Linked DNA regions of Homo sapiens: region 2 is linked to region 1. Evidence: chromatin contacts called from ENCODE Hi-C data. All regions are on one chromosome and are shown on one strand. The core of a region is the stretch at or near the end of the contact, and the rest is flanking DNA. Distances in the headings are between cores, read along the strand shown.

What was found. Hi-C counts contacts between places; a loop is a spot of excess contacts on that map. Pooled maps may share reads with other maps.
Region 2: a loop to region 1 is called in a pooled map, with 5 times the contacts of the local background. The contact joins the enhancer-like site here to the promoter of SGO1 in region 1. A Hi-C loop is called at or near these places in 7 of 50 pooled maps.

The regions. Positions count from the first base shown.
Region 1 is chr3:20,184,287-20,188,201 of GRCh38, forward strand. SGO1 (shugoshin 1) reads right to left here and starts at 1,920. Exons shown (of 8, transcript NM_001199251.3): 1 at 1,662-1,920. SGO1-AS1 (SGO1 antisense RNA 1) reads left to right here. Exons shown (of 4, transcript NR_132785.1): 4 at 1,689-1,829. RefSeq lists enhancers at 1,638-2,317, 2,338-2,397.
Region 2 is chr3:23,827,521-23,831,435 of GRCh38, forward strand. The region is part of intron 3 of UBE2E1 (ubiquitin conjugating enzyme E2 E1); the gene reads left to right. Among named protein-coding and RNA genes, the nearest start is that of UBE2E1-AS1, 23 kb to the left of the region's middle. RefSeq lists enhancers at 1,890-2,319, 3,239-3,448. Within about 2 kb of position 2,156, at least 2 of the 41 ENCODE cell types and tissues checked have a DNase peak (open chromatin) inside an H3K27ac peak, as active enhancers do.

The DNA of each region.
Region 1 (3,915 bases), core at 670-3,169:
CAATATGCCACTTATTCATTCTTTAACAAATACTCACTGTGGGGTATATGCCAGACACTATTGAAAATGCTTATTATTATATTTTGATGCATTATTTACACTTTTTATAGAAAATGTTTAGGACCAACTTTTACTGCTTAAGCTTACAGCATTAGTTCTGAGGCAATTATATATTTGGGTTTTGTTTTCCAGCTCTTCTCTAATGATTAATTCATCAGATTAGGTCATTCAACTATTTTTCCATACTCTTTAAACGCAATTATCACTTATGATATGCACACAGTCTCAAGAAAGTCAAGGTACTCCTTAGAGGTTTAAACTATGTAGCACTACATACAATTTTAATAGGCTATTGTAACAAGTACAGAGCTAGAGCAGGAACTTGGGCAGAGGAACACTCTAGTATTCTCAAACTGTGGCTAAAAGTTAGGGCTGTTAACTCCCAGTAAATTATGAACATAACAAATCAGACATTAAATATTGTTGTACATACAGTTAAACGTTGAGTATTAAATACATAACTATACTTAATCTTTCAACGTTGCAAATCAGGTAGGCTTTAGCATGCTACTAAACATGTCAAACCACTTTTCACAAACATCTTTTACGCTAGATTGCACTTTGCAGATCTTAAAATTGCAAAAAAAAAAGACTTGTTTCCAATAACAATCTATGCACAGAATTTTCACTACAAAGGATATCTTCATCTCCTCTACGATAGTCAAATATTTTCCTAAACCTTACACTTAATCTTGAGTATTTCCTCCAGGCCTTATTTTCCTCTATGCAGTGTCTGGAATCTTAAATATAGGTATTGTAGATACCACTTAAGAACTTTCTTTCTACCAAGGTATATACAATATGTACTGGGAGGTTCCTAGCAGAGATAGGGTAGCTATTTTTAAAAGCACGAACGGTAAAGGGGTTGTTTTACACAATTAAGTTAGAATTGGAGATGTTTGAGAGTCATACAGATTAAGTAACGGATCTAGTTTAGTTAAGGTATTTTAAAGGCAAAGCCTTACCTAAAAAGCTTTCGTTATTACTTTTAATCAAGTTAAAAATCACAAAAGAAACTTGCCATATCAAAAGTTTTATATCCTGTCTAAATAAGGCGATGGTTATTAGCAGGGGGTGTGGTAGACAGAAGGGATGAAAGCAAAGACAGACCACAGCGCGAGATGACGGTCTCAATCTGTACAGTACTCGTGTAAGCGCTCTGGATTTAAAGAACCTAGCATATTTGATCTCCGTCCATAATTCTCCAATTAGTCCTGCTGCGAAGACAGCCAGGTAGGATACTAGTCAGTGCCGGCCTCTCCAGGGTAAGTGAGGAAGAGAATGGCCTGGACAAGGAGGACGTCAACGGTATCACGCTGCACAAAGAACTGCTGTCAATTTTCTTGTGTCCTTACGTTGAGCCAGGCTTTTAGCTATTGTAAAAGCTTTATTTGCACATCACTTAATCTACACAATTTTGCAAAGTAGGAAATTAGGGTCTCCATGGAAGCCGGAACATCTGAAAGCGCAGATCGAGTGGCTGAACGGCGAAAAGCGCGGCGAGTGGGACTCCACGGCCCGAGCTTTCGGCCACCGAATTTAGAATGATACTGAAAACCGAAGGGAAGTCAAACAGGGATCACTACGCCCTTGTTTCGCACCTTAAAACCTACTTCTTCCTCTTTCAGGGACTCCAGGAAGGCCGGGGGGAGGTGGGGCTGGCGGAAGTGGACGCGGCGACCCTCCTGCCGCAGGCGCGTCCAGAACGATACCTTGGCCACTACTTCTGCAACAGCTATCTTCCTCCTCCTCACATTTCAAGGCTCTTCGAAGCTCTCCAGCCACGGCTAGCCCCGCGCACTGGGCCCTCCAGGACCGTACCACCGTCCGCCGTCGCCTGGAACTACCGCCGCCACATTCGAAATTTTCCGCCTCGCTCCTCCATTGGTTGGCTGGGAGGCGGTCACGTGGCGCAGGATGCACCCAACACCACCGTCGCAGGCAGAGTCCCGCCCCGCCAGGCGACGTCACGTGACGCACATTCGCTCAAGTCCACATCCGGGCATCCACCTGGCCCTGGGGCGGAGCCTGCGGTCGGGTCTCGGCGACCCGCCGGGACTTTCTAATCAGAGTCGTGGGGATTTTACGGGTGGAGTTACTCCGAAACCTTTAAGGCCGAGTGTGATAGGTAGTTCAAAGCTTCCTGTTTCTTCAGTCTGACAGCTTCAAATGTCCCGGGTTGTGCTCAAAGCCTCCCTCTTGTGAGAAGAATCTCTTTGGTTGCCTGTTAAAGCGGTCAGCCAGCTTGCAACACGGAAGCAGCTTTTAGAGGAATTAAAACCAAAACAAGGAGCAAATTCTGGATTAAAAAGGTATTAGGGAAACTGCAGATACCTGAAAATTCTAGCTCCATGTTTCTCTTTGCCGGCTATCTCTGGCTCTTTAACTCTTCTCGAGAAATGGCACCAACATCCATCCAGTTACCGACTAGAAGCCTGAGAAATCGTCCTTAATGATTATTTATCCTCTCTTAACCTTTGCCCGTCCAGTCGGTCACACGATCTTCTCAACTCTGCTTTCCAAGTTTCTCTCATGCCCATCTTTTTCCCCCCAATCCAGCTTCCAGCCTAATCTCATTCCCTAAATTGCACTAGTACCCACTCTGACCGCAGACTCCACTCCCTATATTCTTCATAGATTAATATTTTTACAAAACAAGTATCAAATAGGAAACTTTACAATGGCTCCCTATTGCATTTAAGGTGAATTTCAAACTCCTTTAAGATATTTTGTCCTTAAAGAGCCCCATGATTCCTGGTTCCATCACTTGTACATTTTCTTTAATTTTCTTAAAATTCTTGCCACTTTTGCCAATGCTGTTCTGTCAAGAACACTCTTTCCCTTGGCCGAACTTACTCCTATGTATACTGAAGTTTCACTGTACAGATGAATTCTTCCAGAAAGACTTATCTACCCCTAAAGCCCCTGAGTGTCTGCTTTACACTTTCTTAGTGCCCTGCATTTTCCCCTTGGTATTCCTTGTGACACTGACTTGTCGTTCATTGCCTGTTTCTTGAAGTTGAATAAGGGCAGGAACTACATCTGCTTTGTTCATAGCTAAATTGTCAGCATCTCGTTGCAATTTGAAGTAAGTAGTAAATATTCACTGGGACAATAAAGGAACAAATAAATGAAAACGAAACAAATGTTTTGAATCTAGGCATTCTTTATGAAGGTGTGTTGTTGTTTTTTAAAGGTAGCTAACACATGCTTGCTCTAGTCTGGGTACCCATCCTGGCTTGAGTGGAAGAGGCTGAAACACCCTTCTCCAGCCAACAACTCCCTCGTTTTCCAAGTTAACCAGACCAACTCCATTAACCCTCAGTTTACTGCCACTGGGCAATGTGGCTTATATGTGTAGAAGCATCAAGAAGGAATGGGCAGAGAGGTTTTTTGTTGTTTGAGGTCAGAAAATTATGAAGTGGAACATGAGAGCAGAGAATAGGGCCAGCTTCATGAGCAGGCAACCGGTGCTTAGAAGGGCTGTACATTTGGTTTAATGCTCTGCTGTTGCCGTCTTGAAATGCTTAGGAGTTTATATTTGAACTTATGTTTTGTAAGTGATGTCTGATGAGACAATGGAGCAATCTTGTGAGCAGATGTGATTCATGCAATGTGTGTGTCTGTCACTGTTTCTTGCCCCATGTCATACAATGTTCAGGATGCGCACTAAATGGCCTCCATGAACCACTTATTTTGTAGTTAGGGACCTAAGTACAAAGTGCTCAGAAGGGCTCACCCTTGCCCTCTTGAAATTATTATTATTTTCTTTGAGACGGAGTTTTGCTGTGTCTCCCAGGTTGGAGTGCAGTGACATCATCTTAGCTCACTGCAACCTCTGCCTCCCAGGTTCAA
Region 2 (3,915 bases), core at 906-3,405, 3.6 Mb after region 1:
AATGCTTAAGTACCTTGCCCAAGGTCACTAGGCTCTTAAGTGGAGAAGCTGGTATTTAGGCCCTGGCCTTCAAAGCCTAACCATTATACTCTACTGCCTCTTATAGTGGCTTTATGAATTATAGACCTTCTTTTGAGTTGTTGATGTTAAATTTTACTCATATGCAGAGCTGTATTTAAATTTAAAAAGAGGCTTATTTTATAACATAGCCACTAATATTTTTCATTGGAATTGCCATCTACCTCTACTTGTTCTCCAGTGTAGATTTAATTCTTATATTCTTTTGTTTAAAAATCTAAGGTCCTAACTGCCCTTAGAATTAAGTGCCCAAAATCTTATGTAGTATTCAGATCCCCTACAACCTGATCCCAGCTTTTATATTTCCATCTTATTTCCTCTCTCTGTAACTTGCTGTTTTCAGTATGCCCCCTAGGATGTTCTCTCTCCCAGCTTCTTTGCTTTTTATTTTTCAAAGCTCTGATAAAAATGATTCACTCCACACAGCTCTCATCTGTGTCCCAGGGCACTTTAAATACATACCTCTTTAAAACATTTATCACATTGAGTTACGGTCATTTGTGTTTGTCTCTCTGTCAAGACCGAGTTTTTAAAAAATATGATTATTTTTATTTCTTGTACCTAACACCAGAAGATGCCTAAAAAGTATGAATGATTACTGAAACAAATTAAAATACAGCATTTAGTAGTAGTTGTATAAATGTTACCAGTTACTTCATTTAGATGTTACCATCAATCACAGAAACATGTAGGCTGAAGCAATGAAATCATAAATACAGTGTTTTAATCTTCCATTGTGTAAAAAGATCAATTTCTATATTGTATGTAAATGTAATATAACATTTTAAATATAGGTTTAATTTTTGAGAAGATACACAGTATACTTAGTGATTAAAAAGTTAGGTATTTAAATCTATGAGAAAATGGGATCATTATTTGGATATTTACCAGTGCTAATCGAAGCAGTTGCTGGTAAAGGCGTTGGAGTTGATGCATATAGATAGAAGTTACTTTTGCAATAAAACATTAGAGTCACCATCAGAACAGAAGACTTGAAAAATTTTATTTGACTCAAATTACAAACTGAGCATTTATGGGTGTCTGTGTGTGCATAGCACTGAATTAGATCATCTGGAGATACAAAAGTGTGATAGATGCTTTCAATATAAAATAAACGTTACATAGCTACTGAACAAGACATTATATAAAGGTTCGTTAATGACCTAAGATGTAAATTTGTTTATAATTTTTATCATAGTTCAATTTCATCTAAACCTTATGTGATTTCAGTGTTTTCCTCAGATTTGTCTCACACTCTAGTCTGGTGATTTCCAGGCTTGTGCCTGTCCCAGCACACCTAAGGAAGAGGGAAAATGTCCATCAATAAGTAACAGGGGTTTACTTTCAGTGGACAGGGTGGATGGAAGGAGAGATTAGCAAATTTGGGGTGAAAAATAAAAGCCCTCCAGTGGTTCTGACAAGCTGTAGCTAGAGGGGGGTGGCAGTTGCAGAAGGGGCAGTTTCTCCGTCTTGTATTTTTTATTTTTTTCTTTGATTCTTGAAAATAAGTTCTTATTTTTGATAAGATGGAGGATTATTATTATTATTATTTTGAGACAGGGCCTCAAAAAAAAAAAAAAAAGAGAGGGCCTCGCTTTGTTGCCTAGGCTGGAATGCAATGGTGTGATCATAGCTCACTGCAGCCTTGAACTCCTGGGGTCAAGCGATCCTCCCACCTCAGCCTCCTAAGTAGCTGGGACAACAGGTGCACTCCACAAAGTCCAGCTTTTTTTTTTTTTTTAATAGAGACAGGATCTCACTATGTTGCCCAGGCTGGTCTGGAACTCCTAAGCTCAGATGATCCTCCTGCCTCAGCCTCCCAAAGTGCTGGGATTACAGGTGTGAATCACCACACCCAGACCCAGCTGTTTTCTAAATTTTTTTGGAGAGGTGGGGTCTTGCTGTGTTGCCTGGGCTAGTCTCAAACTCCTGGTCTCAAGCAGTCCTTCTGCCTCAACCTCCCAAAGCACGGGGTTTACCAGTAGCCTGAGCCCCCATACCTGCCCCTCTCCTGGAAAAGTGCTGAAGTGGGAAAGTTTACAGATTTAGGGAGTCCAAGGAAAAGGTTGAGGTCGAGCTAATAAGAGAAGGAGAAAGGAAAGAGGAACTGAGAAAGGAAAGGGGTCTAGAAGAGCGGTTAGAAATGGGGACTTTGGTTTTCCCCTCAGGCTTAGCTCACTACTTTCTATAAATAAGAGATGTCTGAAAGAGAAGCAGATAAAAGGAGAAAGCCTTCAGCAAATTTGTGAGTTGATAAGCATGGATTGATTGGCTCTGTTGGCCTGGGTTCTTGAGGAGTTTGCTGCTATTTCGGAATTTCTGTAGAGAAACCCTGGCATTGTCAGGATATGGGTATGCCACATGTTTCCCTTCCTCCCCCTTCCCTCCACTCCTTCTTATTACCTAGCTAGCTACACCTGGAATTTTGGTTCTAGAATAATTTAAAAGATACTTTGTCAAGAAAATATCTTTGGAAAAATCATGCATATATTATTTTTCCTTTTTTCTTTTTAACTACTTCCTGGTTCTTTAGGCTCCTCTAATTCTTACATGCATGTGCTTGATCTCTGGGCCATGCTTGCTTCTAGTTAAGTAGCCTTTCAGGATGGTGTTTAATTTATTCTGAGCCCTTTATAATATCCCCTGACAAGAGCATGGAGTGGATAGAGGGAGTCTTAGTCAATATGTATTATAAATAGATTTAGGGTTCACAAAGGTCAGCAGCCTTCATCTCTTGCCCTACCCCCATCACACACAAAAATAAAAATCACAAATAATAAAGGATTTTAAGAGTTATACCAGTCGGGAGTGGGTTCATTTTTTTGTTTTTGTTTTTGTTTGTTTTTGGCAAGCTGAAGTCATCTGTTGGATCCAAAAATGCATAAAAATCTTCAGGCTTATAGAACCAACAGCATCAAAGGAAGAGCAGTGTGACTCAATATTGGGGTGGGGGCAGGTTTGGGGTTTTGGTTGTGTAGAAGCTCCTTATGAGAGAACAGTGTGATGCTTGGAGCTGTGGAGAATCCAGCCACTGCTTTTTCTCTCTTCCTTACCTTATTACTCTTCTTGATTCACCTGGATGTGGAAACTGTCCCTGTTTAAGAGTGGCCTTGTCAATGCTCTCTGTGTATCATGTGTACAGTAGGGAATGTGTCAAGCCAGATGAGTGGTCTCATTGAAACATCAGCAAATCAGTATATCGTAGAATTTAGATCCCCCTTGGAGGTGGTGGTGATAGCTAACTTCTGTTGCGGTCTTAACTGTGGGTCAAGTTTTGTTCTAAGGACTTTGAACATTAGAAACTCATTTAAAACTTAAACCATTCCTGTTGGTGGTCATGTAATCCCATTTTACAGATTATGAAATCAACATTAAGGTTATGTGCAGCTTAGTAAGTGGAGAAGCCAGAAGAACCCACGTGATCTGGCTTCAGGGCCGATACTCAACCACTGTACTTTGGAGAGAATTAGTCATTCTGATACCACTTTTGTTATTAGCTAAGACTCTTTATGTTGCAGGTAACAGCAGTCTAATTAATTCATTTAAATAAAAAGATAATATTATAGGGATATTTGAGTGTGTGTCTGATAACCCAGGAACTGAAATGTTCTGGATATCAGAAACAACAGAAACCAGGAATTCTCTCCAACTCTCATCTATGCTCTCACTCCAAGTGCGCTTTATTTTTTCTCACATCGCAGATTGCTCCTGGCTGCCCACAGCCTGCCTGAAGAACATGACCACAGGCACCCAGAGAGAAACTTACTTTTGGCCAGTTGTAAAACTCTTGGGCGAGGGACCAGTTAGTCTAACTTGATTGAGTTTTGGATCAGTCAG